Linked DNA regions of Homo sapiens: region 2 is linked to region 1. A link is a loop called in an ENCODE intact Hi-C map of the cell type or tissue named here. Cell type or tissue: GM12878. All regions are shown on one strand. Links, peaks and the distances in the headings refer to the core of each region. The heading gives the core; the rest is flanking DNA. Region 1 has its middle 150 kb from the start of LINC02578. Region 2 has its middle 280 kb from the start of LINC02578.

Evidence for each region. Peaks named below come from ENCODE experiments on the same cell type or tissue, not always from the same donor. Only the 100,000 strongest peaks of a DNase experiment are listed, where the experiment ranks them.
Region 2: a loop joins it to region 1, with 11 times the contacts of the local background. A loop is called at or near these places in 1 of 110 quality-filtered maps.

Annotation. Positions count from the first base shown.
Region 1 is chr9:118,527,772-118,532,172 of GRCh38, reverse strand. No RefSeq gene overlaps it. Among named protein-coding and RNA genes, the nearest start is that of LINC02578, 150 kb to the left of the region's middle. In GM12878, for the core only: no CTCF peak of the experiment used is centred there; DNase peaks (open chromatin) are centred at 2,342 and 2,694.
Region 2 is chr9:118,393,654-118,398,054 of GRCh38, reverse strand. No RefSeq gene overlaps it. Among named protein-coding and RNA genes, the nearest start is that of LINC02578, 280 kb to the left of the region's middle. In GM12878, for the core only: no CTCF peak of the experiment used is centred there; a DNase peak (open chromatin) is centred at 2,444.

The DNA.
Region 1 (4,401 bases), core at 291-4,290:
TTGTTCCATGTAGACGCAGATCGCTACTATAGAATACAAGCAGACATGTTAGCTGGGAAATTTTAGTTTGATATAAGAACAACCTTTCTTATGATTGTAACTTTTATAAAATGAAACAATCTTTCCTGGAGGTAGTCATCTCTAAAATGAGATTCAACCCAAATAATGACCTCAGGAGTAGAATGGATTTGAAATGGGAAACAGTGGGTTCAAGTTGAGGATGAGCATGACAGATGCTCTTTTCCTGCACACTGAAGGAAGCATTTAATGTGCAGGGTCTATTGCTACCTCCTCATTTGTACTGGCCCACTTGTCCTTGCTCTCTTCTTCTTGAAACTTGGATTTCTGGCTGTATATTATTGCTTTAGGACTGACTTCTAACTCCTTCAGAGAAGTGATGCTTGAGATACCTCTTTAGGACTGCTTAGTCAGTGACAGTTGGCTGTGGTTTCTACTGTAGCTGTATGTGTATGACTATATGATCATGTACATGTGTGCCTTGCTTATATGAAAAATGTCACTCTTTCCTCAAGAAAGTTTTGTGAATCTTAGTGCACTGGTTAATTCAAAGAAATGAAAATATTGAATATTATTACTACAATATTTATTCCATAAAGATTTTAACTTCATACTTAGATTCTTCCCCCTATTGCATACCATTTCTTTTGCCCATCATTATCACACTGTCTTGATTTGTAAGAGTATCATCCTTGCTGCTAGATACATTATCCTAATACTAACTTGGATTGGCAAAGTCTTTGGCTTAGAATTTTTTACATGCATAACCTGTCTGACCCCAGTTTTTTTTTCCATTGAATTGCCACTACTCCTCTTGATGTACACATTCCTTGAATTTAGAATGCCTTGAAAACCTCTCATAATTTATACCATCTTTTGCCTTTGTTCATGATATTTACTCCATCATCCCATTCCAATTAGGCAACATACTACCCATGTCTAAAGCTCTGCTCAAAAGCAATCTTCTCTTTGAAACATCAGTCACTCCTGGGCTCTCTACATTTCTTTTAGGTGTTTATCTCACCTAATTTTGGAGTAATTAGTGTGTTTTCATGTCTCCCACCAGAGCCTAGAACAGTGGTTCTCAAATTTGAGCACATATTAGAATCACATGGACAGCTTATTAAAACACAGATTCGTGGTTCAGGTTCCAGAGTTCCTCATTCTGTAGGTCTGCAGTGGGGACTAAGAATTTGGACTTCTAATGAGTTCCAAGTGAAAGCCAAGATTGCTGTTTTTGGGAACACACTTGCAGAATTTAGACTGGCATAGACTACAAATGCTTGGTTAGTTGGGCCCATGACATCTGTTAGAGATATCATTGAGATTGCAATGTTAACTGATGACATTATGGGCATTTTGAACTATATGTTTCTCTTATTTTGGGAACATGTCCTATGAATCACAGGCAGATCATGGCTGTCTACCCATTAGATGCCAGCAGCACTCCCTCTCCAGTTGTGACCACCAGAAATATCAGTACACATTGACAAATGTCACTGCTGCCCCTCAAATTGAAAGCCTCTGGGTAAGAGAATACAGAAATACCTGACTTTTAAAAATTCAAATAGTTTTCATCCTGAGAATTATACAAACCAAAATTAATATCAAATGAGAATAAGATAATATTTTTAAAGCAAGTATTCATGCCCTTTTCATTCCAACATGGGATTCCTATAGATTCCAGTTGAAATATACATAATTCTATCTCATTGTAAGCTATTCTTGGATCTTGAAATCTTACTGTGATTGGATTTACAATACAGAAACCCAAGTGATGATCAGTTTGCTTATTCGGTTTTATTAAAAGTGGATACAACTTGCTTGTATAGGTCTTCCCAAGATATATATTTTTTGTCCTTTTTATTAGACCAATAGCACAGAATTTGAGAGCAATGTAAGATATAAGTATGAAAAAGAGCACAGCAATTTAATACACAGTAACTCTGTCCAGCTGTAAATAGGGCCCTGTATGTTTCTTGCAATCTGAAGGATTTCCATTTTCTTCCCTTGGAAAAGAATAAAAAAACAGCAGACAGAGAAACAGCAAATGCTTCTTTCTCTGGTTTTCCCTCCTCCTATGCTTTTCACAGAACAGGCATCCTGTATTTGTTGAATAAGTAATTGAATGAACACAGATAAATGAAAGCTATGGAGGAAGCTTAGATAACATTATCTTGAAAGTACTGCTCAAATTGAAAATTCTATTATTCTATGAGCCTACTGTCTGATTTTCAGAAATGTGTCACAAGACTTACTAATTAGAGCCTAATATCTAGAGAACATGAGTGTGAAACCCAGACCGGTTTCACACTAAAGAGCAATCCCAGGGGAGTGCTGGCCAGGGTATTTCTAACCTTAGGGCTTCCTGACTTCCACCTTCCTTCTACCAGAGCAGCTCTGTGACAATTGTTTTATTCAGGGTAACGGTTCACTTGAAAAGGTATTCTGCTTAAATACAAGTAAAAGATTGAAAGCAGACTCCCAAGAAATATTTCTTAAATTACCAAGATGTGCTATGTTCTGCATTAACTATCTTCTAATCTATCCTTACAGAAGTTCTATAAAATTAGTCTTGATGACTACATTTTACTCATAAAAGAACAGAGCTCAAAGAGGTAAAGTGGCTTTCCCAAGGGTGAGCACCCTGGGATTAGCACCAGAAACGAAATCTGGGCCAAAGGTTTCCGATTCCATGTTATTGTTTCACTCACCATGAAGTCCTCTGTCATCAACACCATTAAGCCACACACACTTCCCCACATGACTCAGCTTCCTCCACTCTAAAAATATGTTATGGAGCTAGCTCCATCTCTGATAAGGACAGTATTTTTGTTTCTTTCTACGAGCTGAATTTATTCAGGCCTACATGTGTTGATCTCCTTTTCCTCTGCAAATCTCTAGATAACACAAATATTACCAACCCATTGAAACACAGCAGAAGACATAAAACCCAATACTCTGCCAGTCTGTTATAGTCAGAGTGTGATTCAGAATTATAACACTAGTTGAGACTTATTTATTAAGCACTCCCCACCATCAGGCACACCACCAAGATTTCAATGATGTTATTTGATCCTTAGGATGAGCCTTTTAGGTAGGCACCATCACTATCCCTCTGTTATAGATCAGAATAGCAAAGCTCTGTGTGGTGGTACCATCAACATTTCACAGGGGCTCAGTGTGGGTGAGTCACTTGTTTAAGGTCAGAACCAGAACTCAAACCCAAATCTTCTGATTCCAACTTTTACAACTATTTCCACTACTGCACAGTAGGACCAAGCTATGTATTGACCCGTGTGTCCTCCAGCTTTCCTCATGGGGTGACATGATCTACTACTAAAGGGTATCAATGAAAGATGCACATTGTATGTCCCTCAGGGTCATAGATAGTGAACATAAACTTAAAGAATTCAGGCTTTGGGCCAGGCGTGGTGGCTCACACCTGTAATCCTAGCACTTTGGGAGGCCATGGTGGGCAGATCACTTGAGGTCAGGAGTTTGAGACCAGCCTGGCCAACATGGCGAAACCCCCTCTCTACTAAAAATACAAAAAAAAAAAAAAAAAAAAAATTAGCTGGGCATGGTGGTGCACACCTGTAGTCCCAGCTACTTGGGAGGCTGAGGCATGAGAATTGCTTGAACCCAGGCGGTAGAGGTTGCAATGAGCCAAGATCGTGCCACTGCACTCCAGCCTGGGTGACAGAGTGAGACTTCATCTCAACAAAAAAAATTAAAAAAAAAAAAAAATGAGAATTCAGGCTTTGAAGTCAAAAAACAGTGTTGGACACGAATCCCAGCTCCAATTTATTATTTGTAAAATTTTGGAAAGTCACTTCTTATCTTCAAATCTCATTTTCCTCATTTGAAAATTGCAGATAATGACTGCATCTCCTTCATCATATAATAAATAAATCATTTTCCCAGTTGAACACACAATAACCATTCAAATTGGAAATAGTAACTACTGTAATAGCTGAAAAAAATTCAGATGTACAAAGAACACTGAAAATATAAAGAAAAAGTTGAAGTATCACATACTTTTAATTCTAACAGCTAAGGAGAGGGGTGTTTTATGATGAGCTTGAGTAAGATTAAACTATTTTTTGTCCTCAAAGTATGCTTTAGGGTTGCTATTTTGCCCCCTCTTTACATAAGGAAACTGGAGCTCAAGTATGCAAAATGATTTTATTGAAAAATAGTGGCCATAGGAATTTGAATTGTGTTCCGTTTGCTTCCAGTTTAGTGTGAGTGTGATCAGTGAAGGCCTTGTGGACTGCATATATCTTAAAATATAAGAAGTCACCTGAGCACAGGAATATGTGACATATATATATGGACAGGCCATACATTGAAAGAATTGTGTTTCACGTGTCCCTAATT
Region 2 (4,401 bases), core at 313-4,312, 130 kb after region 1:
ATACAATTACTTCCTTAATGATAATTTTCCCAATATTCCCTTCTCTAAATGTCCAGAGAAGGTTGGGAGTCTTTGAAAGAGGCAGGAGGGGTTCTTCTTATCCTTCTTAAAGGACGATAGACAACCAACAGACATCCTTTACTCTGTCTACAATCTGCAGTGAGGAGGAGAGCAAATTCAGTAGTTTTTGCAAAATTACCAACACAGCAAGAAAGGCAGGCAAACAGATTGCTCAGATGGACAGACTTTTAATAACTGGATCTATCAATTCTCAGATTTGCTGCTTGCTGAGAGACTTCAAAGTGGGTCTGCTTTTAAATATTTGATTTCTCCAAATTAGGAAAAACCCTCCGAAACATTTAGCAGTGTGGGCCACACTTTGAGAGACTCAGGGAGGCTGACTTTGATGCCATCTTCAGCAGCATGATTTCACAATTTCTCCAAAGAGTATGCTGTCATCTTGACTCCCTGCCTTTTGATTTATCCATGAGCCGAGTGTGCTGCCAACTTGCCAACTGTTTGTAACTGCAGATCTGCTCCCTACCCTCCTCAGCCCCGCTCTGTGCCCAGGAGGCTGTTATTGACTGCATCAGTAAGCTCCTTTGCCGATGGCTTCTGGTGGGTTTAGCCAAAGAGAGGTGTGACAACAGATCTGGAGGGCACGGGGAGACAAGGTTGGAGTATTTGCTTCTTAGGTCTCTTCCTTTTTGGTTACTGTGGCTTGGCTCTATCCCTTTATTGAAGCCACTACTTGTGTTAGGTGGCCCTTTGCTATTACTTGTTATTAATCCCTCCAGGTTCCTAAAACTGTCTAATCATCTTATCTCTTTAGACCAGGGGCACCAACAGTGCCTGGTTCTTGCTAACACTGTGGTACTTTCTCAATCCTTCTTGGTTTCCCATAACCCTATTCACCTGATTATTAACCATACCTATATTAAACCCTTCTACATACCACTTTTTTGACTGTGTACTACTTGTTTCCTAAAAGTACCATTATTTTGAGACACAAGCATAGGGACTATTCATACAGTCAGATGAGAGATTAAATGAACTGATGTTATATGTAAGTAGATTTGAGTTTACATATGTAGTGTAGAGGCTTAGGGAGGTCAAGTGCTTTATACAAGGTCACAAAGAAGGTCATTAGTGGGAGCAGGATTAAACCTATCTTATTCAGAATCTACATGACACACAATAGCAAGTATCATCCATGGGCCACTAGTCCCATGGGTTTGCCATAATCTAGAAGATGGAAATAACTACATATAGTATAAATATCATGGGGAGTCACAAAACACATTACCATTTTATAGGCTTTGAGAAATCCTATAGTAAGAAAACTGGTTAAACTCAATTTTGTTTAAACTAGAGATAACCACACATATTTTACTGCAGGGCCTTTTTTTTTCTTTCTCATAACACCCAATCACATCTCATTGACATAATGGTCTGTGAAATCCAGATTGGATTTCTTTGCTCCCCTAAGCATACTCAGGAAAGTGTACCACTCCAGTGCCCCAGAGTTTGTGTCTTTTTCTTTCAAGCTTCCAGCTCAGAATGAGTTGAATGTCTTAGCCCAGGTCCAACAATGGGGTTTGAGGGGATTGCCATTGAGCTTACCCTGGGTTGGGTCCAGTTCAGTGTATTCATAGTTGAAACAAGGCTGCTGGGACAAAGCCTTTGAGTTGGGAGGTATGCACAAGGACAGAAGCAAATTCTGGCTTTCACAGATACCCCAAATACAGCTGTATCATTATTTTCTGAAGGTGTGGCCTAGTGGTTCTTATACCCAAGAAAACAACTAGGTTGGGTGCGGTTGTTCACACCTGTAATCCCAGCACTTTGGGAGGCCGAGGCGGGTGGATCACCTGAGGTCAGGAGTTCAAGCCCAGTCTGACCAACATGGTGAAACCCCTATCTCTACTAAAAATACAAAAAAAAAAAAAAAATTAGCCGGGCATGGTGGTGGGTGCATATAGTCCCAGCGACTCAGGAGGTTGAGGCAGGAGAATTGCTTGAACCCGGGAGGCAGAGGTTGCAGTGAGCTGAGATTGCTCCTTTGCACTCCAGCCTGGGTGACAAGACTGAAATTCCATCTCAAAAACTAAAAACAAAAAACAAAAAAATACAACAAAAAAAGAAAGAAACTATTAAATAAAAATTGAGCATTTTCATTCACCAACAGTAAAATGAAGACTACCTAAACCTAAAATACCTCTTCTGAAAGCCAATACTTGCTTCTCTTTCCCATCCTATAGGTAGATGATTGTCTCTAGAGACACACATACACACACACAGACAGACACAGACACACACACGCAATGTTTGGCTCAGTACTTCTTAGATACTGTTTTCTATTTCCTCATGGTCAATAATGCCACTTAGACTTACTTAATGCAGTTTCTGCTTTAGTCATCACAATTCAAGGTGAGGGGAATAAGGAAAGGAACTAGCAATATTGAATGCCTATATATGCCACCTCCTTTATATCTCACTTCTTTCATTTATGACTCAGCAGTTCCCACATGAGAAAACTGAGGTTTGGCACATTTATGTTAATTTCCCAACTCTGAAAAGCTAACACAGGTTTCAAACCGCTGCCTGCTTAACCAACATTCATTCTTTTTTTTTTTTAATCCCACAGACATTCAGTGATGCCTGCTGTTAGCCACGCATTGTTGCAGACACTGAGGGTACAAAGGTGTTTTAAAAATTGCAGGAGAGATGACCTAAATGCAGTAACTAAATTATATCCATCAGATCATGGAGGCCACAAAAGGGGCAATGGCCAATTCTATAGGAGCAGTTAAAAAAGAAGGTGAGTTTTGTAATGAGGTTTGAAAACAGCAAGTATATTAGTTCAACATGGAGAGGCAGGACATTTCAAGGAGAAGCAGCGTGAGTCAAGGTCAAGGCAGATAGCATGATCTGGCAAGGTGTTTTTAGGAAATTATAATTCATTTAAGTTGGCTGAAATAGAAAATGCAAGAGGGGAGCATGGAGGGAGATGAATCCGGTTCTGTAGACAAAGTTCTGATCACAGGGGGCTTCACAGACCATGGTAAGAGGGTCATGTAACGTGCAAAATACACAGAGATAGCCCAGAAAAACAGGCTGCATGATGATTCCAGGACTTGTGAATACCACCCAGAGGAGACAGCATCATGCCAAGCCATGAGGTAAAAAATAACACAGAAAGGGAATGGTTATAATAGCACATCCACTGTCAGTGGCTCAAGAACCTTTTGGCTGCAAGTACACACTTAGAGGGTTGTACTGCATAAGTATTTCTCTTAAGACAAAGAAATCTGATTTGCTTTGACTAGAGCATTCTGTGTGAACCTTGAACAAATGACCTGCCCACAATTAACATTTTGCCAGGGTCAATTCTGTAGATCAATCTGGAGAGTTTTGGATGGGTGACAGTTTTCTCTTAACAACACGTAGAGTTTTCCCTCCAAATCAAGCTGTTTTCCAAATGAGTTTACAGAGAAATAAAATTGATTTGCTTTAGGACCACCAATGGGGAGCTGATATCCTTTGTTCAAGTTCCCCAAAGGGGCTATAAACTTGCATGTTTAACATTGTTCCTGCCTATGGGCTGTTGAGCTCTCTCAGGACCTCTTACCCAGAAAGAGCTTCTGCAGTTCTACTTTTGTATGCTAATTGATAATACTTATTTTTTAGTAATGCTTCTTTTTGCATTCTATTTGAATTGGTTGCACTGTAAATTAGAGTGAGGAAGAGAGCAGTGCCAAATATATGCAGCCAGATACAATCCTTAAAAAAGGTGGCAGATTGTAAAGCTGCGAATTGTAAAACTTGCCTTTGCTTCAAGTTTTCATCTTACACACCAAAGAAACCATTTTCTTATGAAAGCGTCGATAATTTCCAAACTTTACAAAATGGAATTTAGAGAGAAAAAATAATAAAACCTTTGTTAACGCCTCTCAATCTTGGCATTTGTTTAATTACTCATTTGCTGGTGAATCCACCCAACATATAACGAATATTTACTATGTATCACACATTGAACTAGGCACTGCTACATTGAGATGATTGTATGTGAATGCTGTCCTTAAGAATCCTTTTACTAGACTAAGTTCTCTGAAGGTAGGCACTGTATCTATTTGATTCACTATTAAGTCTCTAGAGCCTAGTGGCACATAGTGGATGTTAGGAATTTAGATGGGGTTTGATAATCCTACCTCTCATCTTTTCTTTGGTAGAGGCAAGATAAAAACTTCTTCATGATCACATCTGAAGGAACGATATATGTGGGAAAAAAATGGTTGAAATCTAACACAGTGCTTTTCAATTAATATTCACAAAGGCATCCGAAAATGTTCACTGCAAAGCTTTGAACAAATTGTGAGGGAGAAATGAAGTCCACGCCCA